Linked DNA regions of Homo sapiens: all the other regions are linked to region 1. The links are chromatin loops, found by intact Hi-C in ENCODE. Cell type or tissue: heart right ventricle. All regions are shown on one strand. Links, peaks and the distances in the headings refer to the core of each region. The heading gives the core; the rest is flanking DNA. Region 1 has its middle 13 kb from the start of MRM3. Region 2 overlaps ABR (ABR activator of RhoGEF and GTPase). Region 3 overlaps NXN (nucleoredoxin). Region 4 overlaps NXN (nucleoredoxin). Region 5 overlaps ABR (ABR activator of RhoGEF and GTPase).

The links. Peaks named below come from ENCODE experiments on the same cell type or tissue, not always from the same donor. Only the 100,000 strongest peaks of a DNase experiment are listed, where the experiment ranks them.
Region 2: a loop joins it to region 1, with 2.3 times the contacts of the local background. A loop is called at or near these places in 47 of 110 quality-filtered maps.
Region 3: it touches region 1 in a loop (4-fold over the local background); 17 of 110 quality-filtered maps call a loop at or near these places.
Region 4: it touches region 1 in a loop (2.3-fold over the local background); 22 of 110 quality-filtered maps call a loop at or near these places.
Region 5: it touches region 1 in a loop (5-fold over the local background); 48 of 110 quality-filtered maps call a loop at or near these places.

Annotation. Positions count from the first base shown.
Region 1 is chr17:792,696-798,863 of GRCh38, forward strand. No RefSeq gene overlaps it. Among named protein-coding and RNA genes, the nearest start is that of MRM3, 13 kb to the left of the region's middle. In heart right ventricle, for the core only: a CTCF peak has its summit at 2,308 (motif pointing right); a DNase peak (open chromatin) is centred at 2,306; H3K4me3 peaks cover 1,116 bases; H3K27ac peaks cover 2,133 bases.
Region 2 is chr17:1,045,691-1,049,690 of GRCh38, forward strand. The region is part of intron 16 of ABR (ABR activator of RhoGEF and GTPase); the gene reads right to left. Among named protein-coding and RNA genes, the nearest start is that of MIR3183, 25 kb to the left of the region's middle. RefSeq lists an enhancer at 2,603-3,488. In heart right ventricle, for the core only: a CTCF peak has its summit at 1,538; a DNase peak (open chromatin) is centred at 1,670; H3K27ac peaks cover 3,332 bases.
Region 3 is chr17:844,275-850,442 of GRCh38, forward strand. All of the region lies in intron 1 of NXN (nucleoredoxin), which reads right to left. LOC124903894 (a long non-coding RNA gene) reads right to left here. Exons shown (of 2, transcript XR_007065574.1): 1 at 5,912-6,168; 2 at 2,211-2,795. Among named protein-coding and RNA genes, the nearest start is that of MRM3, 65 kb to the left of the region's middle. RefSeq lists an enhancer at 6,154-6,168. In heart right ventricle, for the core only: no CTCF peak of the experiment used is centred there; no DNase peak of the experiment used is centred there; H3K4me3 peaks cover 2,614 bases; H3K27ac peaks cover 2,729 bases.
Region 4 is chr17:876,512-882,679 of GRCh38, forward strand. All of the region lies in intron 1 of NXN (nucleoredoxin), which reads right to left. Among named protein-coding and RNA genes, the nearest start is that of MRM3, 97 kb to the left of the region's middle. In heart right ventricle, for the core only: a CTCF peak has its summit at 3,277 (motif pointing right); DNase peaks (open chromatin) are centred at 3,220 and 4,247; H3K4me3 peaks cover 467 bases; H3K27ac peaks cover 3,171 bases.
Region 5 is chr17:1,054,545-1,058,544 of GRCh38, forward strand. ABR (ABR activator of RhoGEF and GTPase) reads right to left here. Exons shown (of 23, transcript NM_021962.5): 12 at 3,426-3,501; 13 at 2,454-2,558; 14 at 1,491-1,565. Among named protein-coding and RNA genes, the nearest start is that of MIR3183, 34 kb to the left of the region's middle. In heart right ventricle, for the core only: a CTCF peak has its summit at 1,690 (motif pointing left); a DNase peak (open chromatin) is centred at 1,687; H3K27ac peaks cover 1,346 bases.

The DNA.
Region 1 (6,168 bases), core at 268-4,267:
ATAGAAACGGCTTAATTCAACAGGCCATGTCAGACCTTCTTGGCACCTCTGCAGATACCTTTTTGAGGACTTTGCAGAGACGGAAGTCTATGCGGAAAACTGAATTTCAAAATCGGCAGCCTCACCCTGCATGTGTCAGGAAAGTGTCACTGTTTCCTGGTTCCCTGTGTTAGTCCTACTTACGTCTCATCCCCCAATGTTTAGAGGCCAAGGTTCTGAGAATGAACGCCCACAATACAGCGGCAGGACCCTTCTGTTCTCTCAGCCCCTCCAGGGCCCAGGGCAAGCTGGATCTTTACCTACTAGCGGCCAAACCAGGATGTAGCCAGGGTGTCAGGGCAAGTGCTGATGGTCATCAATGTATCTATAAGGAACTGTGGGGATGGGGTGGGTGGGTGGAATATGGGACTCTTAAGCACTGCTGGCCAGGTGCGGTGGCTCACGCCTGTAATCCCAGCACCTCGGGAGGCCGGGCGCAGTGGCTCACGCCTGTAATCCCAGCACCTCGGGAGGCCGGGCGCAGTGGCTCACGCCTGTAATCCCAGCACTTTGGGAGGCCAAGGCGGCGGATCACAAGGTCAGGAGATCGAGACCGTCCTGGCTAACACGGTGAAATCCTGTCTTCACTAAAAAAATACACAAAATTAGCCAGGCGTGGTGGCAGGTGCTACTCGGGAGGCTGAGGCAGGAGAATGGCGTGAACCCGGGAGGCGGAGCTTGCAGTGAGCCGAGATCGCGCCACTGCACGCCAGCCTGGGCGACAGAGCGAGACTCCGTCTCAAAAAAAAAAAAAAAAGCACTGCTTTTGCAGCCACACAGAGTTGGAGTTGAAGACAACACAGGAAGCGTTTCCCCACACCCCTCTGCCCAGCGGCTCCCGTAATGGTTTGGACACTGCTCACTCCAGGGAGGTCAAGTGTGTTGCTGGTGTGCCCAGGAGAAACCTTCTTTCTCTTCTACTCCCCCAACTTCCTAGTCAAACTCCCTCTTCCTAGTAAAACCAAATGACCAAGCATGATTCACGTGCCAAGGGGCAGGTTGGGATTGCTCTCCCCTGGGGGAGGGGTGTTTGCAGGGACAGTGTCCTCCCAGGCTGACATCTGAATATTTGAACATCTGCTCTGGAGCCCCACTGTGGTCTGGGCCTGCCCAGAGCTCCACATGAATGGGCAATGCAAGTGTCCCCCCAACACTGCTCCCAAAGGCTGGTGCAGAGAGGACAGGCGGAAAGGCGGCCTGGAGAATGCAAATCCATCCCACTCCAGTCTCCCCAGACACCTCAGGACAGTGCTCAAGCAGCAGGAGTCACGAAAAGGAAGCTCACATCTTTCCAGCCTAAAACCAATCTCGTGGGATTTGTTCCCCGGGTTATACTCCCACTGACTCGTTACAAAATAACAGTGAAAGAATAAACCATGTATTACCTTGTCCTTGTTTAGAAAAAGCAATGTAAACACTGGAAAGTAATTTTTTTTTTTTTTTTTGAGACGGAATCTCACTCTGTCGCCCAGGCTGGAGTGCAGTGGCGCGATCTCGGCTCACTGCAAGCTCTGCCTCCCGGGTTCCCGCCATTCTCCTGCCTCAGCCTCCCGAGTAGCACCTGCCACCAAGCCTGGCTAATTTTGTGTGTTTTTTTAGTGAAGAAAGGATTTCACCGTGTTAGCCAGGACGGTCTCGATCTCCTGACCTTGTGATCCGCCGCCTTGGCCTCCCAAAGTGCTGGGATTACAGGCGTGAGCCACTGCGCCCGGCTAATTTTTTGTATTTTTAGTAGAGACGGGGTTTCACCATGTTAGCCAGGATGGTCTTGATCTCCTGACCTCGTGATCCACCCGCCTCGGCCTCCCAAAGTGCTGGGATTACAGGCGTGAGCCACAGTGCCCGGCCAACACTGACAAGTAATTCTAAGCCCATTTTATCCTGGGTGTGAGAGGGAAAAGAAATTTACATCCCTTTGCTTTAGAGTCCGTGGCTTATATGCCACGGTGCCTTCAGTTCACTTTATATATTCATGGGTATAATTTAGTAGGGACGAGGGAGGGTGCAGGAGGGAGGCAAATTGTCCTTTCTTCAGTGAATACAGGGGAACAGATGGTTGTTATTTGCTGAGTGATTCTGGAAAATCACTACCTTGAATTCTCAGTTTTGAGTCTGACATTTGTTCTGTCACCATTTCCCCAGTAAACAGGAATAAAAAACGAGCCACATTTGACAAGGAAAACACTGCTTGGCCGAGAGACAAACATTGTCAGGATGTTGGCCACGCTCCCGCGCCTTTGTGTGGTGGCGTAGCTGTCACAGTGGCGTCTGCCAGGAGGTGGCAGGCGACACCTCCAAAACCACCCCAGTGCTGAAGGGCGGGGCTGCGATTTTTTCCTGGATTTAAATCGTTGAAAAGGGAGGAAAAGAGGATGGAGTGAAGTCTCCCTCCACCAGAGAGCATTTTGCAAGCTGTCTGTGCTCCGGGGTGTTAAAGCCGGAGACCCATCCAGATTGTCCCAGACCACCTCAGAAGAAAGAACCCGGAGTACAGGAAGACATGGGAACAAAAACGGAGGCGAAAGAGGACGAACGGGAAATAGCAGGAAAGACCGTCACAACTTTTCCCTGTGACTGCAGCCTCTGAGAAAAGCAACTCTGGGCAAAGCATAGGTGTCCAGATGTGCCTGGAGCTCACGCTGGGTGCCCACCGGCTGGCCCTTCGGTTCCTGCTTCGGGGCAGAGAGCGTTGAAATCACTCTCCCCTCGCCCCAGCCGCTGGCTCCTGGCTGGGAGCCTGGTCATTAAGGTCCAGAGGAGAAACAGACCTCTGGGGACCTGCCGTTCACCTGGGACCTTCCGCTGCTTGCCCCGGGGTTGACAGCAACCCCAGATGTCCGCACCAGCCACGCTGGGCCACACTTAGCCCCACTTTTGCCATTCTACCACGCACAGCCCTCACACACACTCCCCATCCAAGGTTCCAGGGCTCTGGGCTGAAAATCACCAGCTGTACTGCAGGGCCTGGGGCTGCCCTCTTGACCAAGCTACCTCTCCCTCAGGAGCAGAGCTGACAGGCTCACCTGTTTTTAAGAAAACATGTTGCCACCTTAAAAATTCCATGATTGTGTTTCCTCTGTTTTCTTTTTTTTTTTTTAGATGGGGTTTTGCCACGTTGCCTAGGCTAGTCTTGAACTCCCGGCCTCAAGCTATCCTCCTGCTTCAGCCTCGAAAGTGCTGGGATGCCAGGCGTGAGCCCCTGCGCCCGCCATGTTTCCTGTTTTCATCAGTGCAGGGAGTGCACACATGTAATAAGCTAGGAGCCAAGTTAGTGGATGAGCTGGTTTATTGCTCAGGATGACTGAAGTCTCAACTACGGAACCATGTTACATTCGAGCAGCTGAGACAGCAGCTGAAGCCAGGTCCTCCCGAAGCTTCAGGAAGCCTGCTTGATGCTCCACGGCTGAGAGTGACAGAGAATCCAGAATAGCTTATGGATGGGTCAGTTCTCGTCTCACCACACTCCCAATATCCAGCTTCCTGGACTGTTGTGTAGGGAAGAGCCACTTTTTTCAGTTGAAGTCTGAGTTCTTATGGGCCATGACCAAGGCTGCTGCTTCCTCAAAAGGCACGAAGGGGGCCGCGTGCGGTGGCTCACGCCTGTAATCCCAGCACTTTGGGAGGCCAAGGCGGGCGGATCACGAGGTCAGGAGTTTGAGATCAGCCTGGCAAACATGGCGACACCCTGTCTCTACTAAAAATACAAACATTAGCCCGGCGTGGTGGCGTGTGCCTGTAGTCCCAGCTACTTGGGAGGCTGAGACAGGAGACTTGCTTGAATGTGGGAGGCGGAGGTTGCAGTGAGTCAGATCGTGCCACTGCACTCCAGCCTGGGTGACAAAAGTGAAACTCTTGTCTTTAAAAAAAAAAAAAAGAAATGCAGGAAGGGAACAGGGAACAAGGCTGGGGAGGGAGGAGCCGACGGCTGCAGCAAGCTCCGGCCTCAGCCTCCCTTCCCTGCTCCTCTGAGATGCCGAGGGCGGGGCGTACTCACTGCAAGCCTGCCAAGTAGGACCTCCATGTCCTCTGACATTCGAGAGATGGATTTTTTGGCCCTGAGATCACGTCTCCTACTGTGTCGTCATTCTAGCACCTGTGGGTGACTTCCTCATGTGAGTGAGGCATAAGCACCCGGAATCCGGACTGGAGGCCGTCTCTGCCTCTGGATTGCACACTGGCCTACAGACCTGGGGACAGAGTCTTTCACGAGTTGTGTATCGTTTAACAGAAACCCAACAGTTCCACCCAAACCTCCTGACACATTCTCGGGCTTGGGAAGTGTCCCAAAGCACCAAGGGGGTGAGACACACGCCTTGAAAAATGGCAGTAGGCATACTTACCTGTCTTCATGCGCTCACATACGAGGTGTACCTAGAACGCCCTCATGTTATATTCCCAGCACTAATGAAGCTACTGGTCAACAGCTATTTGTTCCCAAAGAATTTTCCCTTGCGCAGCCGCAGCCTGGAGGAAGCAGGGCGTGTGCCCTCGTCTGCTGGCGGCAGCAGTGAGGGGTGTAGCCAAGTGCCCACTTCTCTCATTCAGCTGCTTCGGGGCAAACTGGAAAGATCCTTTGAGCTCACAGCCCCCTGCTCAGTGCTACTCCTGAACCTGCGGGCCTGTGTGCACAGCCACCCACAGCGCGCACAACACATGGGCCTGCCCAGGGCAACGGCACCGTCAACAGCGTGTGCCCTCGCTCAGGGCCCTGCTGGTACTACGCTTCCCAGTGTGCAGGGTTCCCAGACGTGTGTCCTCTCATACATTGCATTTCCTCCCTAAGCTGCACGGGGCAACACCGTGTTAGGTCCCGCGCATCTGCTCCTGGGCCACATCCGGCTCCGTCTGTATTGTTCCTGAATTCAGTTTGCTGTCCTAGAACAAGGCAGCAGGAGGGGAGAACAGCTTTTCAGTGTCTTTAATTAGGCAACAGGAAAAAACAAAGTCTGGCTGAAAATTACTATTTGAAGCTTGGCCGATGCCAACACAGCACTCGCTCCCTGCGTTCTGGTAAGTGATGGCCATTGATTTCAAGGACGTACCAAGGGGCGAAAAGCAAGAGCAGGAAGTCACCTCGCTCTGGAAAAGAAGCTGGTTTTCATCTGCTGTATGTGCTGGTCCCAAACATACCCTTTTCTCTTTTTTTAGTATTTTTTTTCCCAATTAGGAATTCAATGTGGAAAACATACCCTTTTTCTTCAACAGGCTTTTAATGTTGGGAAGACAGGTTAAAAAAAACAACAACAACAGGCTGGCTGTGCCGGCGCACGCCTGGAATCCCAGCACTGTGGGAGGCCAAGGCAGGCAGATCACCTGAGGTCAGGAGTTCGAGACCAGCCTGGCCAACATGGCGAAACCCCGTCTCTACTAAAAATACAAAAATTAGTCAGGCGCGGTGGTGTCGCTTGTAATCTCAGCTACTTGGGAGACTGAGGCAGGAGAATGGCTTGAACCTGTGAGCTGGGATCGTGCCACTGCACTCTAGCCGGGGCGACAGAGCGAGACTCTGTCTCAAAAAAAAAAAAAAAAAAAAACCCTCATCGCTGTTGTGAGGATGAATGGATGGGATCTGGAAGTCACTGTGGTAAACACAAATCTGGGAACCACAGAGTGGCGTTTTCACAGCCGCCCCCAGCCTCCACCTGCAGGGCCTGGTTTTCCTGGCTGCCGGAGGAAGCCCTTGAATATGCCACAGCTGGTGCTGAACCTGCTTCCAATTAGCAACAAGAATCTGAAGGTGGAGCTGCTTGGCGGGGATTATCATGCCACCCACTTCGCCTGCATCTGTGGCCTTTACGACCTCTCACTATCGATCCCTGACACTCAGAAGTGATTCTTCCCTAACGGTTTCCCGCAAAGCAGTCACTGTATAAACCTGAACCTTTGGAGTAAACCTTCCCCACGGGTCTTAAGGAAGCTACAGACCCACTCTAAAAGGGGAATTCTGGTGTCAAGAATCCAGTTGCAATGACTTAGGGCAACCCCCTCGCTGGACTTTGTTCCTCCTGCCCCAAAGGTAAGCAGCTGCTAAGAGAACCCACCTTTCCTCCGAGGCCATCATGATACATGGAGAGAAATCCTGCCACCTCCCACATTCAGGTCGGCCACATTCATCCCACCCACCCCGAC
Region 2 (4,000 bases), core at 1-4,000, 250 kb after region 1:
CGTCCTGGGCTCGCTTATGTGTGTACGGCTATTGTGGCTGACATCTAGCATTCTTCTCACTGGAGAACATGGACCAATATACTCGTCTTTCCAATCTGACAGTGGGTCCCTGGAGGCCAGGACCCCCTCCTGGGCTGGGGACCTCACAGACGCATGCTAAGTACCCCTCCTGCTGTTTTCTTTTCTTTTTTTTCCCCAGACAGAATCTCATTCTGTCTTGTCCAGGCTGGAGTGCAATGGAGCAATCTCAGCTCACTACAACCTCCACCTCCCAGGTTCAAGTGATTCTCCTCCCTCAGCCTCCCAAGTAGCTGGGATTACAGGTGCCCGCCATCACGCCTGGCTAATTTTTGTTTTTTTAGTAGACACAGGGTTTCACCACGTTGACCAGGCTGGTTTCGAACTCCTGACCTCAGGTGATCCCCCCGCCCTGGCCTCCCGAAGTGCTGGGATTACAGGCACGCACGACCACCCCTGGCTAATTTTTATATTTCTAGTAGAGACGGGGTTTCGCCATGTTGGCCAGGCGAGTCTCAAACTCCCGACCTCCTAATCCGCCCGCCTCGGCCTCCCAAAGTGCTGGGATTACAGGCGTGGGCCCCACACCCAGCTAATTCTTGTATTTTTAGTAGAAACAGGGTTTCGCCATGTTGGCCAGGCGGGTCTTGAACTCCCGACCTTGTAATCCGCCCGCCTCGGCCTCCCAAAGTGCTGGGATTATGGGCGCGTGCCACCACGCCTGGCTAATTTTTGTATTTTTAGTAGGAAAGGGGTTTTGCCATGTTGGCCAGGCTGGTCTCGAACTCCTGACCTCGTGATCAGCCCACCTCGGCCTCCTGCTCTTTCCCGCACGTGCTCCTCTCCTTCCTCCCAGGGGCACCAGGCACAAGTGTCCCCTGCCCAGAGGACTCCAAGACAAAGGACGCTCACCTTATGCCATAAAGCAGCACCTCAGCTGCTTCTCCAGGCCATTAGCCATGCCACGGCCCTCTGTCCGGGCTGGGGGATTCGTTGACAAAGGCCTGAGACGTGGGGACATGGCACAGAGGAGGGAACATGGCCTTTCCCACATACCATACGCAGAGATGCCTTGGCCAAGGTACTTAACCTCAGTACCCCAGTGTCCTCATCTGTAAGATGGGGAGGAGGGACTGTCATTCTCCCTGGAGGATCACGACAAGGATCACACGAGGAGATGGCATTTGGGAAGCGGCCTCCAGGAGCACAAGTGCTGGACACACATTGGTGACGCATGCTGCCGTCTGTCTGTCACTAAATGCTTCCCCCACCCCACCCCGCCGCTGAGACTCCTGCCCCACTGCCCCATCAGGCGACCCAGAGTGGGGGCCTCATCACAGCAGCAAATGCCTGCGCTTAGGCCGTAGGGCCCCTTGCTTTCTCTGGATGGGCTGCTGGGAGGGGGCTTAGAGAGAAGTGGGGGCCTCAGAGACTGCCCTCCTCCTCCTGCCTTTCCTACAGGCCCCCTGAATATCCCCGAGGGCTGGGCCCTATCTCAAAGCCACCTCCGACTATGTCCTCAGCGCCTGCTGGCGGGCAGAAAGACTGCATTCCAGAGGCTAGTGCCAGCTCCCTTCCTTAGATGTGTGGCCGGAGTGAAGGCAGAGACAAGCTGTGGGGACAGACCGTTCCGTGGCTCCGTGGGGCCCGGGTTCGTGGGAACAGCTCCGTGTGGACTCGTCACCCAGCCTGGCCATCCACGGTGGCTCTGAGGGCAGTCACGGGGCGAGACTTTCTAAGCCACAGCCCGCCCCTGGGGCATGCCTCCCCCACCAAAGGCAGGCTGGTGAGATGGTTCTGCAGCGGAGGGCCAGGGCCGGGCCTTGGCATGCTGAGTGCTGGGGGACTTCAAAGGCCTGCAGGGGACTCTGGCTCTGAACTGTCCGCTCACAGGCCCAGGTCAGCTGGCAGCAGGAAGGTTTATGTTTCTTTTAATATCAACTCCCAGGCATTTAACATTCCTCGAAGCTTAAACACAGAAACATTTTCCTTACCAGACTCTGCCTTCTGCTTTGCCAAACATAACCTGGCTTCCTCCCTCCCCCACTGCCTCCATCTGCTCCTGTCTCCAAGAGGCTTGCAGTGACTGATGGTGTGTTTCCCCCGGGGCTTGTGCAGCTGAGTGAGAAGGAGGGAAGCAATGGGGCTGAAGTCCAGGTGGGGGAATGTGCCCTCGGGCCTTGGGAGCTGAGTTCTCGAGGGGCTGGGGCCCACCGTGCCCACGGGGCTGGCTGCCCGGCACATCCTTGTAACTCTTCTATTCCACAGCCACCAGTGGCCCAGGGAGTGTGGCGTGGCGACCACTCGTCTCTTGCCTGGGCGTCTCCTGGGGCTGCACAGGCCAGCCCAGAACCCTTCCGTGCCTGTCCCTCTAGCCCAGCCCAGGGACAGGGAGATGGGGCTCCCTCCCCTTATCCCCACAGAGAGCAGGTCCCAGGGACTGAATCTCTAGAGCCCATTTCCTAAATCACGAAGGACTGGCTGGCAGTTGCCTGGCAGCCCTGTCTCCCTAGTGACGAGTACTGAGAAGCAGGGTGCAGACCCCACAGCATCGGAAAGAGACGTGTTTAGGAACACGGGGCGTATGCGGCAGAGGCCAGGCCCCTCCACGTGGGGCCCCTGGTTCAAACACTGGAGCCTGAGATGGGGCAGCGAGTGGGAGACCCACACAGCTCCCCAGGGGCAATGCTACCAAGGACCTGCAGGTAAGAGCCAGATACCAAACTCGGTGGCCATGACAATGCATCAGAGAACAAATGCTTCCTGCTAAAAAGCATCGTTCAGCTCCCTGTTGTAGACGGAGCCATCGCAGCCTGCGCCTGGATCACCTCTTGGGCCACGGTCAAGAAGCTCGGCGCCCAGCTGCGCCTGGATCACGTCCGGGGCCACGGTCAAGAAGCTCGGCGCCCAGCTGCGCCTGGATCACGTCCGGGGCCACGGTCAAGAAGCTCGGCGCCCAGCTGCCGCCTGGATCACCTCCGGGGCCACGGTCAAGAAGCTCGGCGCCCAGCTGCGCCTGGATCACGTCCGGGGCCACGGTCAAGAAGCTCGGCGCCCAGCTGCGCCTGGATCACGTCCGGGGCCACGGTCAAGAAGCTCGGCGCCCAGCTGTGCCTGGATCACGTCTGCGGCCACTGTCAAGAAGCTCAGCACGCCCAACGCCCGAGGCTCAACCTCAGTACGGGTCAGTTACCGTCTCCCTTCATTTCATGGTCACAGAATCTACCCCCAAACCAGACCACTTGCGGCACAGCACGAGGCCACACGAGGTACCAGACGGGAGTGTGAGCGGCTCCACCACGTCACGCCTTTTCCCGCTCCCAAGCCTACTTCTCTTAATAGGTTGGTGAATAGCAGCCATCTTCAAAATTGGCAGAATGTTTCAGAGACACAGGCTGCACACACAGAGGCCTTTTCCCTATATATGTTTATAGGGAGCCAAAAGCACAGTTGAGGCATAAATGCTGTTTTTATTTATTTTTATTTTTTTGGAGACACGGTCTGACTCCATCACCCAGGCGCGATCTCAGCTCACTGCAACCTCTACCTCCTGGGTTCAAGCGATTCTCCTGCCTCAGCCTACTGAGTAGCTGGGATTACAGGCGCCCGCCACCACGACCTGCTAATTTTTGTATTTTTAGTAGAGATGGGGTTTCGCCATGTTGGCCAGGCTGGTCTCGAACTCCTGACCTCGTGATCCACCCACCTCGGCCTCCCAAGGTGCTGGGATTACAGGCGTGAGCCACCGCACCCAGAAGCATAAATACCCTTAACCCGAGGTGCAGCCTCTACTAACACCCAGAGTCCCCACCCGAAGCCACAGACTCCCAACGCAGCTGAGTAAGGTCCGGCCACCCTAACAACAAGTCAGAGACCCCCCTCCCCCCAAGCCAACCAGCAGGACCCTAAGTCTTTCGGGCAGAAGAGCAAACGCCTGGTCCGTGTGCCTAACTCCGGTCCCCCGTCAATGGCAGACACGGCT
Region 3 (6,168 bases), core at 943-4,942, 52 kb after region 1:
TGGAAGGTGGCGGCCAGGCCATCACACGTCCCGTCCTGCCCTCCTTAGCTGGAAGGTGGAGACCAGGCCATCATACGTCCCGTCCTGCCCTCCTTAGCTGGAAGGTGGAGACCAGGCCATCACACGTCCCGTCCTGCCCTCCTTAGCTGGAAGGTGGGAGATGTCACCAGTTCACCCTAACCCCAGCCCATCCACTCCTGTGGCTCGGAACAAGCTATGAGGCGATCGCATGTGAAGGCCAATGAAAGGACTTTGCAAAAAATACAAATATATGGTAGGTTTCTACGTACAAGGTTTCTTTTTTTCTTTTCTTTTTTTTCTTTTTTTTGAGATGGAGTCTCCTTCTGTCACCCAGGCTGGAGTGCAGTGGTGCGATCTTGGCTCACTACAACCTCCGCCTCCCAGGTTCAAGCGATTCTCCTGCCTCAGCCTCCTGAGGAGCTGGGATTACAGGCACCTGCCACCATACCCGGCTAATTTTGGTATTTTTAGTAGAGACAGGGTTTCATCATGTTGCCCAGGCTGGTCTCAAGCTCTTGACCTTGTGATCTGCCCGCCTCGGCCTCCCAAAGTGCTGGGATTACAGGCATGAGCCACTGCACCCAGCCTGTTTTTTTTAATGAAAACAAAAATCCATGCCAAGATGCCTGAAAACAGACCTACCCCCAGGAGACAGGGTCAGTGCAGGTGCCCGAGGACAGGACACCAGGGCTCATCCCAGCACCCCAGAGCTCCAGGCTGATTTTCTAGTAATTTCCAACATAGCACTTGACTGACACGTCCAGCACAGACTCACAGCACGGGAGAGAACTCCTAGGACCAGCTGCTACAGTGAGAAGCTCCAGTGAGAAAGGTCAACTTCATAAACTATGGGAACACGGGAGGTGATCCACTGAATTGAGAGTGAGAGAGAATTCCACCCTTCTAGAGAGAATTCCACCCTTCTAGAGAGAATTCCACCCTTCTAGAATCCTACCATCATCAATCACCCTTACAGACTCAACATCCGAGAGAGAATTCCACCCTTCTAAAATCCTACCATCATCACCCTTAGGGACTCAACATCCAAGAGAGAATTCTACCCTTCTAGAATCCTACCGTCATCACCCTTATGGACTCAACATCCGAGAGAGAATTCCACCCTTCTAGAATCCTACCGTCATCACCTTTAGGGACTCAACATCAGAGAGAGAATTCCACCCTTCTAGAATCCTACCATCATCACCCTTACAGGCTGGACATCCAAAGACCATCTCACCTCTCCCTCATAAGACGAGGCCCTTCAGGGTCTACATCTTAGACCACTTTGTATCTTCAGTGCCTTACACGTGAGAGATACTCAATAAATGGGGATGCTGATGATGACAGTCAGGCCAATCAGCTGGATGCTGATGTGTGCTACCAGCTCCTCACATTTGACCTGGAGACACAGCCTGAGCCATAGGCAGGCGGATATTCCATTTTCACACATTTGTCATGGTTCCTCAGCAGAAAAGAAACCAGGCAAATACGCCGGGTGTGGCGGCTCACGCCTGTAATCCCAACACTTCGGGAGGCCGAGGAGGAGGCCAGGCGGTCAGGAATTTGAGACCAGCCTGGCCAACATGGCAAAACCCCGTCTCTACTAAAAATACAAAAATTAGCCGGGTGTGGTGGCTCATGCCTGTAATCCCAGCTACTCGAGAGGCTGAGGCGGGAGAATTGCTTGGAGGCCAGAGAATCACTTGAGCCTGGGAGGCGGAGGTTGCAGTGAGCCGAGATCACACCACTGCACTCCAGCCTGGGGGACAGAGCGAGACTGCATCTCATAAATAAATAAATAAGGTTTTAAAAATTAGGTGTTAGGAATAATGCTCACAATTTTAAGGAAATTGCCAGGCACGGTGGCTTGTGCCTATAATCCCAGCACTTTGGGAGGCCAAGGCAGGTGGATCACAAGGTCAGGAGTTCAAGACCAGCCTGGCCAAGACAACCCCATCTCTACTAAAATTACTAAAATTAGCTGTGGTGGTGGGCGCCTGTAATCCCAGCTGCTCGGGAGGCTGAGGCAGGGAATTGCGTGAACCCGGGAGGTGGAAGTTGCAGTGAGCCAAGATCGTGCCACTGCACTCCAGCCTGGCGACAGAGAGAAATTGTCTCAAAAAAAAAAAAAAAAAAGAAAAGAAAAAAGAAAAAAAATTTTAAGGAAATTGAACACACGAACAAAGGACTTTTAGCAAAGCAGTTTTATTTTTGCACAGAGGGGTGCCCCTTTGGCCAGTCGCCATGAGAGCACACCTGAACAAAGGGGCACAAAAGCCTTCATTCCTGACACAAGTCCTGCCCCTGTACCCTTTTTTTATTGGCCGGAGTCGGGTCTTATAATATAAACTAATCCCAGTTGGATAAACATTTGATTTTTTTTTAGATAGGGTGGGTACGTTAAAGAAAAGTGGAGGGAAAGGGGAAGGGGTGTCTGTAATGAGCCAGAAAGTTAGTCTTTCTTTAAATAAGGAAAGGAATGTGAGCTGGTACTGATAACGCTTGGTACTGTGGCATGCTGGGCACTTAACAAAGGCGAGAAGGGAAAAGGAGAAAAAAGGAGAAAAATGGTGGGGGTGGAGGGGTACAATGAATTAAAGAATAAAAGATTGATCAGATTATTTGAAGAGAAACCTCATCATATCCCACATAGTCAAATCATCTCGAAACTTTCCGCAGCTTCTGGTAGATGAGGAATGTGACTACGTAGCGCCTACCGCCCCAAATGCTATTATAAATTCCAAGTCGGCAGGGTGAGCTTTTCCGTGTCCGCTCTGCAAAATGAACAGAAGAGCAGGAAGTGTGGTTGGTGGGAACCACGGAGATGTTTGTCATCTCGGCACCGTCCGTACCTGTCCCCCCGCGGAGCCACTAGCACTCGGCACAGCTCCCTTCTCAATTTCCTATTTGATTGTTATTTCACAAGGGCTTTTTTTTTTTCCCTTCTCGGCTGCGTGGAAAGCTCTGTTTCTTGGCAGAACTTTCCAGTGCCCAGTTATAAACCCCGTGTTGATCACTTTCCTGCTTCAGGAAGTCCCCACTGAGCCCTGGGCCAAATGACAAGGAGGGGAGAGGAAATATTTACAATGATGTGAGAAACTCCCAGCCTGGAAAAAGAGATCAAAGAAAAAAGTCAGAAGGGACCGTTCTGCACGGAGCCTGGCACGTGAAGGCTTTCTCTAAATTGGCCTGGACCGGTCCACAGCGGTAATGTCACCTCACTGGGAATCCGGCAAGCCAGGCGTGTCCACAGCTCTGCAAACAGCCTCAGCCCCACTGCCACGGACCAGCCACGTCCACAGCAAAAGGAATCGTGTCCGACACTAAGAAACTGTGACCACCCAGTACCAAAGATGCCTTTATATAGAAACGGACTGTGGCTTGCATTCTTTCCCTCCACCAGCTCCTGAAATGAAAGGGTTCCGTCACACAATGAAATAAGTAACAGCAGGGAGAGAGAGAGAGGGGAGGTAAATTGTTTGGAAAGTAGAAGACAGGGTGGAAAAGATGAAATTCAAGACAGATGTGTGAGACCCGCAAACATATGTCTTTGAATTTATGCATCCAAGTGATTGATGTAGAATAAGAAAAAACAGCTACAAGCCCAATAAAGAAATAAATATAGGAGTAAATACAGAACAAAGTATCACGTTCCCCACTTCTTCCAGACCAACATCAATTCTCGTCTCTCTTTCTGCTACATAAAGTTGTTACAAAACGGGGCGAGTGAAGGATCGAAGATGAAACACTACGAATTAAGCAGAGGTTCTCTGTGGTCCCTGACACCCTCAGGAGGACGTCAACCCCTGACGATTCATTTCCAATTACTGAACGTTGATTTCCTGTTTTGTTTTTTTTTTGAGACGGAGTCCTGCCGTGTCGCCCACGCTGGAGTGCAATGGCACGATCTCGGCTCACTGCAACTTCTGCCTCCTGGCTTCAAGCAATTCTCCTACCTCAGCCTCCTGAGTATCTGGGATTATAGGCACCCACCACCACGCCCGGCTAATTTCTTTGTATTTTTAGGAGAGACAGGGTTTCACCATGTTGGCCAGGGCTGGGCTCAAACTCCTGACCTCAGGTGATCTGCCCGCCTCAGCCTCCCAAAGTGTTGGGATTACAGGCGTGAGCCACTGCGCCCAGCTGATTTCTTGTCTCTAAAAGGTACTGCTACGGCTTAACACGAGCAGGATTTAAAAAATAGTAGCATTTGCCAGGTTCGTGCCTGGTCATTAAGAAAAAATAAAGCAGGAAATTTAGATGGGCGTTTCCATCAAAACACAAAGTCCAAGGCTCTGGCCGGAAAGCCATTTTTACAATGCAGTCAGTATTCGTGCATGTCACTTTACTTCCAAACAGCGAACTCAAAGGGGCCACCACACGATTGGTTCCAAATGCCTCCTACTGAGAGACACAGGCAGCTTGCCTCCTGGTTACCTTCTCTGTTTGCAGATTCAGAAGCTAACAAGAAAGCGGACAGCAGCAGGAATGGCCCTGGATGTCAGATGCATCAGACAGAGAGGCTGAAGTGTGGTCTGAGGACAGATCGCCAGGGGTGGTGGAGATGACGGAGGTTTTTCTGGATAGGCCAAGTACCTATCCACTGCTCAGCAGGACGTCGGCTCCATACCACACATGTGCCTGGTCCTTTTTCATCAATAAACACTTATTGAGCATCTCAAACCTACCAGGCATTTGTGCCAGACGGTATGGGGTCAGATCAAGACAAAGGTCTTCGCCTTCGAGAAAGGAAGGGAGCCTGTCTGGTATGTAACAGGCTCCGGCTTCCTCTCTAGACCCTCCCCTGGGACGGCAGTCCCCACCCCACCCACACCCTTTGTTCCACGGCAGGCAATCATGGTGGGTGTGCACGCTTGATCTAAGACCAATCACGCTCTCTCCTGGAAGTTCAGAAAGTGGATACAAAGACGGATTCACTAAGACCAGAGCTTCCCAGCTGGGCGCAGTGGCTCACGCCTGTAATCCCAGCACTTTGGGAGGCCGAGACAGGTGGGTCACCTGAGGTCAGGAGTTAGAGACCACCCTGGCAAACAGGGTGAAATCTCATCTCTACTAAAAATACAAAAATTAGCTGGGCGTGGTGGCAGGTACCTGTAATCCCAGCTACTCAGGAGGCTGAGGCAGAAGAATTGCTTGAACCTGGGAGGCGGAGGTTGCAGTGAGCTGAGATCGCACCACTGCACTCCATCCTGGACGACAGACAAAAAAAAAAGATGGGAGCTTCCCAACCAGCGTGCTAGGAGCAGGCTCCAGGAGGGCACCGCACTGGCCCTCTCAGCCTCAGGGGCCGCTGGACTCCCTCTTCCCTCCCTCCACGTCCTTGTCCTCTGGCGGCCAGCTGCCTCATCCCTTTACCTCCGCAGACAAGCAATCATCATTTCCTAAACGTGGCAGGATGCAGAGCAGGTAGAGGAGTGCTGAAGAGCTGACAGTGGAGGTGAGAACCATAAACTCACGTCAAGGGCAGGCAGGGGTCGCCTTGCTGGGCCAGGGACAGCAGAGAGAAATGGAGCTGACGGAGAGGAGGACAGATAAGGAGGGGCAGGAGAGACACCAGAGTCAGAGAGGAGCGAACGAGAGAAGCTGCAGAGCCCCCAAGGAGCCCGAGAGCGACCTGCTCCTGAAACCCCAGGCTGGTCCCTCCGCATCCCAGCTGGGTGCCGTTCCTGCATCTGGAGGCCCCTGTGATGAAGGACTGTGTTCGGAGAGTCTAACTCAATCCACCTAAGGCAGCTGGAGTCCATTTCTGCTCCTCGTAAACAACTCCTAACTAAGACAGGTACGTGGGTCTGTGTGTGTGCGTGGAGAGTCCAAGCACATCACTAAATCCTCACTGCTTAGAACGCCAGAAAAAGAAAAGCAAAATCACCTGACGGACGCTCTCAGCCCTTTCAAATCCCTTTCTCACGGATCATTCTTCTGTCTTCCCCACGAGCCCCAGGGCCTGGGGAGGAGACACCTGCTCCTGCTCCCACGAGGTACGAGGTACGCAGAGGAAGGAGCAAGATGATGCCTTCAGACAAGGGAGCAAATGAGCTTCCCGGACCTCCTGCTTCCTGCAGCCAGCAGCCCATTTCTTAAGTGGGAGCCTAAGATACACAAACGTTTCACATGTGTGTGGACATG
Region 4 (6,168 bases), core at 1,326-5,325, 85 kb after region 1:
TACGTCTCCCCATCAATGAAGAAAGCACCTGGAGAGTAGGAAGTAAGAGTTATGTACTCTGAGATTCTCTCTTAAGCCCAGGAATCAGTCTCACTGGGCGGGGAGCTCAACAGCGCTGTTAGTGTCGTTCGCTGATAATTACTTTCACACTAGAATACCATCTTCATTCCTCATTTATACGGGAAACTCCTTGTGGTTCCCTTTGGGGCACCAGCTCCCAGCACATTCTATGTCATCAAAATTAACTCTTGGCCGGGCGCGGGGGCTCACGCCTGGAATCCCAGCACTTTGGGAGGCTGCGGGGGCGGGGGGATCACCTGAGGTCGGGAGTTCGAGACCAGCCTGGCCAACACAGTGAAACCCCGTCTCTACTAAAAACACAAAAAATTAGCCGGGTATGGTGGCGGTCGCCTGTAATCCGAGCTACTCAGGAAGCTGAGGCAGGAGAATGGTGTGAACTCGGGAGGCTGAGGCAGGAGAATCACTTAAACCCAGTAGGCAGAGGTTGCAGTGAGCTGAGATTGCACCACTGCACTCCAGCCTGGGTGACAGAGTGAAACTCTGTCTCGAAAACAAACAAAAAAACTAATTCTTAATATATTAAACAAACGTACTAAACAACTATGGGAACAGCGACGGTGTTGTTTTTTTTTGGAGACGGAGTCTCACTCTGTCGCCCAGGCTGGAGTGCAGTGGCATGATCTCGGCTCACTGCAAGCTCCGCCTCCCAGGTTGATGCCATTCTCCTGCCTCAGCCTCCTGGTAGCTGAGACTACTGGCGCCCGCCACCAAGCCCGGCTAATTTTTTGTATTTTTAGTACAGGCGGGGTTTCACCATGTTGGCCAGGATGGTCTCGATCTCCTGACCTCGTGATCCACCTGCCTCAGCCTCCCAAAGTGCTGGAATTACAGGCGTGAGCCACCGCGCCCGGCCGCGACTGTGTTTTTCAAACAGCTGCATTTACCAGCCACTACTGGATTCCTTCTACGTGTGAAGCCCTGTGCTAAAGGCTGGGAACAGAAAGATAATTGATACACGAGCCTTTCTTTCCTTTATGGAAGGCCCAGCCCCATACGGAAGACGGACGCGTACATAAACTATTAGGATACAGGAAAAGCGCGATACTACTGGCACATAGAGGAAATCGGGGAAGATGCTTAGAACAATGTCTGGGGCACACGCTCAGTGCTTTACAAAATACTCGTTATTTTTACCATCTAACCTTGTGAGTTAGAGCGACTGAAGAGGAAAGGCCGTAGCGTCTGAGCTGCTCTGTGAAGAATGAACCGGTTTTCACCAGGCAGGCCAGGAGTGGGATAGGGCGAGGCATCCAAGAAACAGCAAGAGGCAGGCAGAGCTCAGCACACGTTTTTCCAGACTGTGAACCATGAAGCTCTGAAGGCTGCTAGGAGGGCCACGGGAGCTGTGGGAGAGGGTGAGGCTGGAGCCCTGTGGGCTAACAGACAGGGCTCTAATTCGTGACATCGTGGCAACAAACTATTAGAAATGAGGCTAGACCTGGAAGCCCTGGGGGCACAGTCTGGAGGGGAGACAGACGAGAGCTAAGTAGAATGCAGGCAATGACGCCGTAACAGAGATCTGCACAGCGACCATTGCACAGCGTGGGGGCAGGCTTCTGAGAGGAGGTAACATGCTGAAAAGACAACGTGTACAGCTGACATTAGTACACAACCTCATCGGAGAGAGAAGAAGCGGAGGGAATCCCAGGAGCAGGGGCCATCATGCTCAAAGGTTCCAAGGTACGGCAATGGGCGATGTGTCTGGGGACCCTGGGGGTCGACCAGTGTGGCTGAGCAGAGTGTGCAAAGGTGAGGATGCTAGAAGGCCAGGTGCGGTTTCGGGGCGGGGCAGGGGTTGCCCTTGAAGGTGGGGTTTGGGGGTGGGGGAGGGGGTGCCCTTGAAGGAGGGGTTTGCGGGCGGGGGTGGGGGGACCTTGAAGGTGGGGTGTGGGGGCAGGGGAGGGGGTGCCCTTGAAGGTGGGGTTTGGGGGCAGGGGAGGGGGTGCCCTTGAAGTCCACGCCAGGGAGTTTGGGTTGGATCCACCCGTAATGAGGGCTGGCCCATAGGGCAGTGACGTGAACAACTGGTACTGTAGCCAGGTTGTTCTGGGAGCTGTGTAGACAGGGTGAGACTGGAAGTTGGTGGACTCATTAAGGGACTAGTGAAACAATAGTGCCCCAACCTGATTGAACCCAGTGAATGGGGGGAAATGAGAATGTCAAGGCCTGTAGCTTGGGTAGATGCGTCAGTGAGACCCTATTCATAACCAGAGCCTAAAAAAACACGCAGAGCCAGTTAAAAGCTCTAATATGTGTTTAAAGAACAAATTAATGAAAGAATGCGTAGACAGGCCAGGTGCGGTGGCTCACGCCTGTAATCCCAGCACTTTGGGAGGCTGAGGTGGGTGGATCACCTGAGGTCAGGAGTTCAAGACCAGCCTGACCAACATGGCGAAACCCTCTCTCTACTAAAAATACAAAAACTAGCCAGGTGTGGTGGCAGGCGCCTCTAATCCCAGCTACTCGGGAGGCTGAGGCAGGAGAATCACTTGAACCCGGGAGGCAGAGGTTTTAGTGAGCCAAGATCGCGCCATTGCACTCCAGCCTGGGCAACAAGAGAGAAACTCTGTCTCAAAAAAAACAACAAGTAGACAGAGAGGGAAGGAGAAGGAGAGAACAAAGCGGAAGAAAAACTAGTGAAGAGCAGGGAAAGGAATCTGGGTTTTTTTTGTTTTGGTTTGGTTTTTGGTTTTTGGTTTTTTGTTTTTTTTTTTTGAGACAGAGTCTCACTCTGTCACCCAGTCTGGAGTGCAGTGGCACGATCTCAGCTCACTATAGCCTCCGTCTCCCAGGTTCAAGCGATTCTCCCGCCTCAGCCTCCCAAGTAGCTCAGATTACAGGCGCCCACCATGCCAGGCTAATTTTTGAATTTTTAGTAGAGACGGGGTCTCACCAAGTTGGCCAGGCTGGTCTTGAACTCCTGACCTCAAATGATCCACCCGCCTCGGCCTCCCAAAGTGCTGGGACTACAGGCATGAGCCACCGCGCCCGGCCACGAGTCTGGTTTTAAACCCGTGGAGCTAAAGGTTTCTGGCAAGCAGGGAAAGGACACGACTCATTGACTGAGAAGCAGGAGGCGTCCAACACAAAGGCCTCTTGGGAACCCGCTGGGGTTTGGCGGGCGTCACCTTTCTGCATCTTGGGAGGAGAGCTGGTGGGAGGAGCTTTTCTGCAGGTGTCTCTTTCTAGCCTCCGGCAGGGGGCGGCAACAGAAGACGGTTCAGAAGAAAGAATGTGGCCAAGTATGTGTATTTCAAGCCAAAGGATTCTAGAAACTTCTCTCACAGGTACGGAATCCAACCACAGTGCCCACTGTGGTGAAGCCACTGCGCTGGTCCGAGAAGAAAGTGACAAACAAAATGACATGGAGCCCAATTCATCCTGAGAGCAGAACCTCGGAGCCATGTGGTTAAGATGGAAATTCCACTTTTAGTCCAAGCAAATCTTCTGATGTATCAAGTTTGAGGGTGAGGTTTCATTAAAGGAATTTAAAATAAAAAAGTGAGATCACAGCAAATTTTTTAAAATGATTGTTTCAGTGAAGGGAAAAAAGGTCTTTATCCTTATTCAGGGCGTAATTCCTGATCCTGGTCCCCGGAGACAACACCCACCCTTGGGCGAATCATTCCTGGGGACGGAGGAATGAGGGAGGCGTCTCTTTATTTCCGGGGGCGGAGGAGTGAGGGAGGCGTCTCTTTATTTCCTTGTATATAAAATACAAGAACTAAATACCTTGGATTAACAACCAGGGCTGGGGTTTGTGATAAGGCTGTGATTAGGACCACATAAAAGGAGAAAACGTCTTAATAAGAACTTCTTTGTGGCCTGTTAGAGCCTTTCTTAGGAAACTAATAAGTTACACTTTTCCTGGAGAGAAAATCTTGGAAATGACCCATTTCCCCAACAGGACATCATTTCCGGTCATTCACATGTGGTCAAGTTAAAAAAGATCGTTTGAACCTAGCTCAGCCAGGCCAGGGAGAAAATTAAAAATAAGTGTTTATTTTTCTGATTAAAGCCAAACAATGAGACTCAAAATAGGCCACACAAAACCCACAGAATCTTCCAAGTTCGCCTGAGCTAATGCATCCAAGGACGTCCACTCACAGGGGAAGAAGCAGAGGGGCTGGCCTTCTCCTAAGGGGGCAGGGCTGGAGATCTGTCAAATTCCTTATCCATATCTAGGAGCAGAGCTTCCTTTTGGCCAAAAGAGTAAGCTGACTGCGAAGGACAGATACTTCCAAGCAGACACTAAGTAATGCAGTTGGTTTGATAACAGGACAGATGAAAATGGAAGGCCTCCTCCGAAAATCCCACAGCCTGGGCCAGGGCTCCAAGGGGCTGACTGGTTCCTGTGGTTCAAATCTCTGCAAACGTCTCCTTCCCTCCTGCCCCATCTACGGCAGGTAGCTGAGCCGTGGCCCAGGCTCTGGGAGTGCACACTCTCAACAAGCAGATATGAACAGACACGTCCAGAAAGTAGATAGGTGGACAGCCAGTAAGAATATGCAAAGGTGTCATCAAGGAAATGCAAATTAAAATGATTTCACACTGACTAGAATAGCAAAAGTAAAACACACCCACAGTATCAAACCCGGGTGAGGACGTGGAGCAAGTGCGAGTCTCACACTCCGCTGCCGGGGACATAAATGGTGCAAACACTTTGTTGTTGTTTGAGACAGGATCTCACTGTTACCCAGGCTGGAGTGCAGTGGTGCGATCTCAGCTCGCCGCAGCACCCCAGACTCAAGTGATCCTCCAGCTTCCCGGGTAGCTGGGATTAGAAACGCGTACCACCACACTCGAAAATTTTCCATTGAGACGGGGTTTCGCCATGTTGCTCAGGCTAGTCTCAAACTCCCGGGCTCAAGAAATCTGCCTGCCTTGGCCTCCCAAAGTGCTGGGATTACAGGCGTGAGCCGCCATGCCTGGTCAGTACAACCACTTTGAAGAACCGTTTGGTCCATCTTATGAAGGTAAATGTTCATTTACCTGATAATCGACTCAGAATTCTACCGCTCAGGATTCCTACTCATCAGTATTTACCCAAGATAATTTTTTTAAGTCCATAAAAATGTTTATAACAGCCTTCCCCACCCCAAACTGACAACAACTCACATACATCCATCATTGGAAGAATGGATACACTGTGACAAGATGCTCGTCCAATGGGACACTTCTCAGCAATAAGAAGGAACAAACTGATGTATACAAAAACAAGGATAAACCTCACAATCATGCTGAGCAAATGAAGCCCGACACAAAATAACACTGACTGTACGATTCCATTTCCATGACGGTCTACAGGCAAAACTAAATTACAGTGACAGAAAACCAAAGCGACGGATGGGAGGGGGAGTCACCAGAGAGGCTCAGCAGGGGACTGTGCAGGGAGATGGAAATGTTCTTGGTCTTGTTTGGATAATTGTTCATATCGGTATAACAGCTGTTCAAACACACTGAGCTGGGTCCTTAAGAACCATGAATTTTATTGTGTTAAATTAAACCTAAAAAAAGAACTCATACCAACAAGAAGGAGAAAAAAATAATTTGTCTTCATCTCATCTAGAGCCAGGTAACTGAGAATTCCAGCGTGGGCACAGGGTGCTGCCTCCTGAGCACGGCCACCTTCCCACAAGTGACCACCTCCCCTCCCTCCCTCCCTGCCTTTCCCTGCCATGGTTCCCTGTCTCCATGAATGGAACCAACTACCCTCCACCCAGTGTCCCCAAACCAGAAACCTGGCAGTCCTTCCCCATGCTTCTCTCTTCCTCATTTCTGCTCAGTCACTTCCTAGACAGCTCCTGAATGAGGCGGAGCCCTCCCCCGTCTCTGCCCCAACTGCCTCAATTGCAGGGGTTTCTTTTGTTTGTTTTGTTTTGTTTTGTTTTGAGATGGAGTCTCGCTCTGTCACCCAGGCTGGAGTGCAGTGGCGCAATCTCGGCTCACTGCAAGCTCCGCCTCCCGGGTTCACGCCATTCTCCTGCCTCAGCCTCCCATGTAACTGGGACTTCAGGCGCCCACCACCATGCCCGGCTAATTTTTTGTATTTTTAGTAGAGACAGGGTTTCACCGTGTTAGCCAGGA
Region 5 (4,000 bases), core at 1-4,000, 260 kb after region 1:
GAGGGGACGGGGGCACAAAGAACCTGAGGGGATGGGGGCACAAGGAACCTGAGGGGATGGGGGCACAAGGAACCTCAGGGGATGTGGGCACAAGGAACCTCAGGGGATGGGGGCACAAGGAACCTGAGGGGATGGGGGCACAAGGAACCTCAGGGGATGGGGGCACAAGGAACCTGAGGGGATGGGGGCACAAGGAACCTGAGGGGATGTGGGCACAAAGAAGGGACAAAGAAGGGAGGCCAGTTTGCCCCCAGGAACTCAGGGAGGCTTCCTGGGAAAGGCTGCTCTAACGGCCCGGGGAGTCACCTCTGTGTGGGGCGCTGCAGGGAGGGGTGAGGGCAGACCCCACCTGCCAGTGAAGAGCAGGGAGTGGGAGGGGCAGGTGGAGAGGGAGAGAGTCAGGGTTTCTGATCCTCTGTGATGTTAAGTCTTTTCTCCTCTCTGTGACTCGGTTACCTCCTCTGGCAAATGGGTAGAAACTATTAGCTGTCTAACTGACTCACAGATTCCCGTGTGGATAACAGGTAGATAAAAAGCGCAACCAGGCCGGGCGCAGCAGCTCACGCCTGTAATCTCAGCACTTTGGGAGGCTGAGGTGGGAGGATGGCTTGAGCCCAGGAGTTCAAGACCAGCCTGGCCAACATGGGGAGAACCTGTCTCTAAAAAAAAATTTTTTAAAAATTAAAAAGTGCAATCCTACTTTGTGAGACACTAAAAACAGATTTAGTATGAGGAACCCACAAGGGGGAAGGGGAGAAAAAGCGATGAGCGTGGCAGCACACCAGCGTTGCACACACACGATCATATCCCAGCCTGCTCTCGGGTCAAAATTCACAAGCGTGACTGCCTTTTAGTGGAGGCCCAGAGAGGTTAAGAAACTTGCCCAAGGTCACACAGCTTGTCATGGGCAGATATGAAGTTGGAGTCCACGTGTTTGTCGCCCTCAGATATGAAGTTGGAGTCCACGTGTTTGTCGCACTCGGTTTCTTTTTTTTTTTTTTGAGACGGATTCTCGCTCTGTCGCCCAGGGTGGAGTGCAATGCCATGATCTCAGCTCACAGCAACCTCCGCCTCCCGGGTTCAAGGGATTCTCTGGCCTCAGCCTCCCAAGTAGCTGGGACTACAGGCGTCCACCGCCATGCCCACGCTAATTTTAGTATTTTTAGTAGAGACGGGGTTTCACCATGTTGGCCCGGATGGTCTCGAACTCCTGACCTCGTGATCCGCCCGCCTGGGCCTCCCAAAGTGCTGGGATTACAGGGGTGAGCCACCGCGCCCGGCCCCTAGGTTTCAGACAGCTTCAGGGAGGGCTTGAGAAAGAGGACTTTGGAGACAAAGGCCAGGGGTGACCTCCCTGCCAAGAGGAGCTGGTTTCTGGCCTCCAGGGGAATGCCCCATGTCTAAAGGCGTGCTGGCAGGGCCCCATCCTGGGCAGAGCAGTGCAGAATCCACAATGGCCCACCCAACCTCGTCCTGGCCAGGGCACTTACTGGCTGATTGCTTAAATCCCTTGGCAGAGTGGACGATGACATGAAGGAAGCCATAGAGTCCTGGAGACTCATCGTCTGCAAGAGAGAAAAGCCCCCAGGGCAGAGGGTGGTCAGCGGATCCCCTCAGCCTCCACCCCAGGCCGGCGGGAGGCAGACGGGGTATGAGACTCAGCTGAGTCTTGGTCCAACATCACCACCTGGTGGCCAGATGAAAAAGTTTCCGAAGGCCACGGCGGCCTTATATGTGAGCTGCCCGGGGTAGGGCTAGGGGGTCCTTCTCTCCTCCACTCAGCCTGGGGGGGTCCAGCACACCCACCATCCTGGCCCAGGGACTTAGTACCATTCCCCATGGGTACTGTCTCTCCCTCCAAATCCTGCCTATCCTGGCACTGAAAACTGACCAATATGATAAATCATTCTGCTAATGATTTATGTCGAGGAAAGCTTGCCTTCAGGACCCCGTTCACAAAGTGGACCCTTTCCCAGCACACAGGCAGCTAGAATACACCCACTCCGGTCAGTTCCCAGCCCTGATCACAGCTCCCCACTGCTCAAAACCCCCCCAGACTCCCGGGCTTACAGCATGAATTCCAAACTCCCTTGCTTGGGATTCAAGGCCTTTCAAGAGCTGGTCCCTGGAAACTTCCAGCCTCATTTCCCATACACCATTTTATCTACCGGGTCTGCTCTCTCATGAATATATTAACAGCACAATCTCAGTGCACCAGGGTGCCAGTTCTCCCAAGCCAGACAGAGGGGCCCAAGGAAAAGCTGGGGTCATCTGGGAACTCAGTAGACAGTCACCCCTACCCAAGCTGTGTCCTGGCCACTCAACAGTCTCAGCACAGCCGAGCAGGGATCAGCCATTTACAGCCACATGTCTGTCTGAGTCCTTACGGGAAGCCGGCCACGCTCTGAGGGCTGGGACCTGCCGGTTGGGCCACCTCTGGTTCCCGAGCTTACCGTCTTTATTGCTGGTGACAGGAATGTTGTGTACAGTCCTAAGCTTGAAACAGGATCCTGTGAGCACCTGGAGCTCCACTGAGCTCAGGACAAAGGCCTGGAGATCTGGAGGGAGAGCCGAGAGAGAAGGGAGCGTGGGCACTGGTCCACCAGGACCGGCTGCTCTTCCCTGGGGGCTGCTGCAGGAAGACGGCTTAATCCCTGGGGCAGACTTGGTCCTTGCGAGGGAGGGGGAAGGATTTGTGGACACAGCAGGACTGGTGTAGATGCTGCGAGAGGGGTCAGAGTAGGAGAATCTAACTGAAGAGGTTTGTGTGTGTGTGTGTGTGTGTGTGTGTGTGTGTGTGTGTGTGTGTGTGTGTGTGTGTGGTGTATGCGTTTTGTTTTCGTTTTTTTTTTAAACGGAGTCTCACTCTGTCGCCCAGGCTGGAGTGCAGTGCTGTGATCTCAGCTCACTGCAACCTCCGCCTCTCAGGTTCAAGGGATTCTCCTGCTTCAGCCTCCTGAGTAGCTGGGATTACAGGTGCCCACCACCACACCTGGCTAATTTTTGTGTTTTTAGTAGAGACGGGGTTTCACCACGTTGCCCAGGCTGATCTCAAACTCCTGACTGGGATTACAGGCGTAAGCCACCGTACCCAGCCTCTGTGTATGTGTGTATGTGTGTGTGTGTGTGTGTGTGTGTGTCTCTGTGTGTGTGTGTGTGAGAGAGAGAGAGAGGTAGAGAGAGAGAGAAAGCCCAGGCTGGGCTCTGGGTCCAGTCCCAGGACTAAATCATCATGTCTTTCAGCCAATCAGTTAGATTCTTTGGGTCTCAATTAATCCGTAACATCCTTAAACGCTCACCCTGGCACCTCTGAGGGTGACTGCGAGGGCCAAAGACGTGATACTGGACATGAAACGCTTAGAAATACAAAAGGCCCATCAATGCCACGGACATCATTGGGGAGCGTGGAAGAGGCAGGAATTTACCCTTCTTCTGTAGTTTCTGAATTGCTTCTCTCCACTCTGACCTCTCGTAGTCCGAGGACAGTAGGAACAGGTAACTCTGAAGAGAGGAGATAAGCATAAAGTGGGTGACCACAGTCAGGCAAAGCGTACTCCCAGATCCTGGGGACCCCAACAAAGCTCCTTTTATCTTTTTTTTTTTTTTTTTTTTGAGACAGAGTCTCGCTCTTGTTGCCCAGGCTCTAGTGCAATGGCAAAATCTCGGCTCACTGCAACCTCCACCTCCCGGGTTCACGCCAATCTCCTGCCTCAGCCTCCTGAGTAGCTGGGATTACAGGTGCCCACCACCACGCCCGGCTAATTTTTGTGTTTTTAGTAGAGACAGAGTTTTGCCATGTTGGCCAGGCTGGTCTCAAACTCTTGACCTCAGGTGATTCGCCTGCCTCAGCCTCCCAAAGTGCTGGGATGACAGGCATGAGCCACTGTGCCCGGCCCAAAGCTCCTCCTTATCCAGGCACAGCTGACCTTGCAGGAGGAGGCAGCTGGGGGTGGGTGGGTGAAGGGGGAGCTCCTTCCTGGGAAGCCAAGGTGACAGGAGC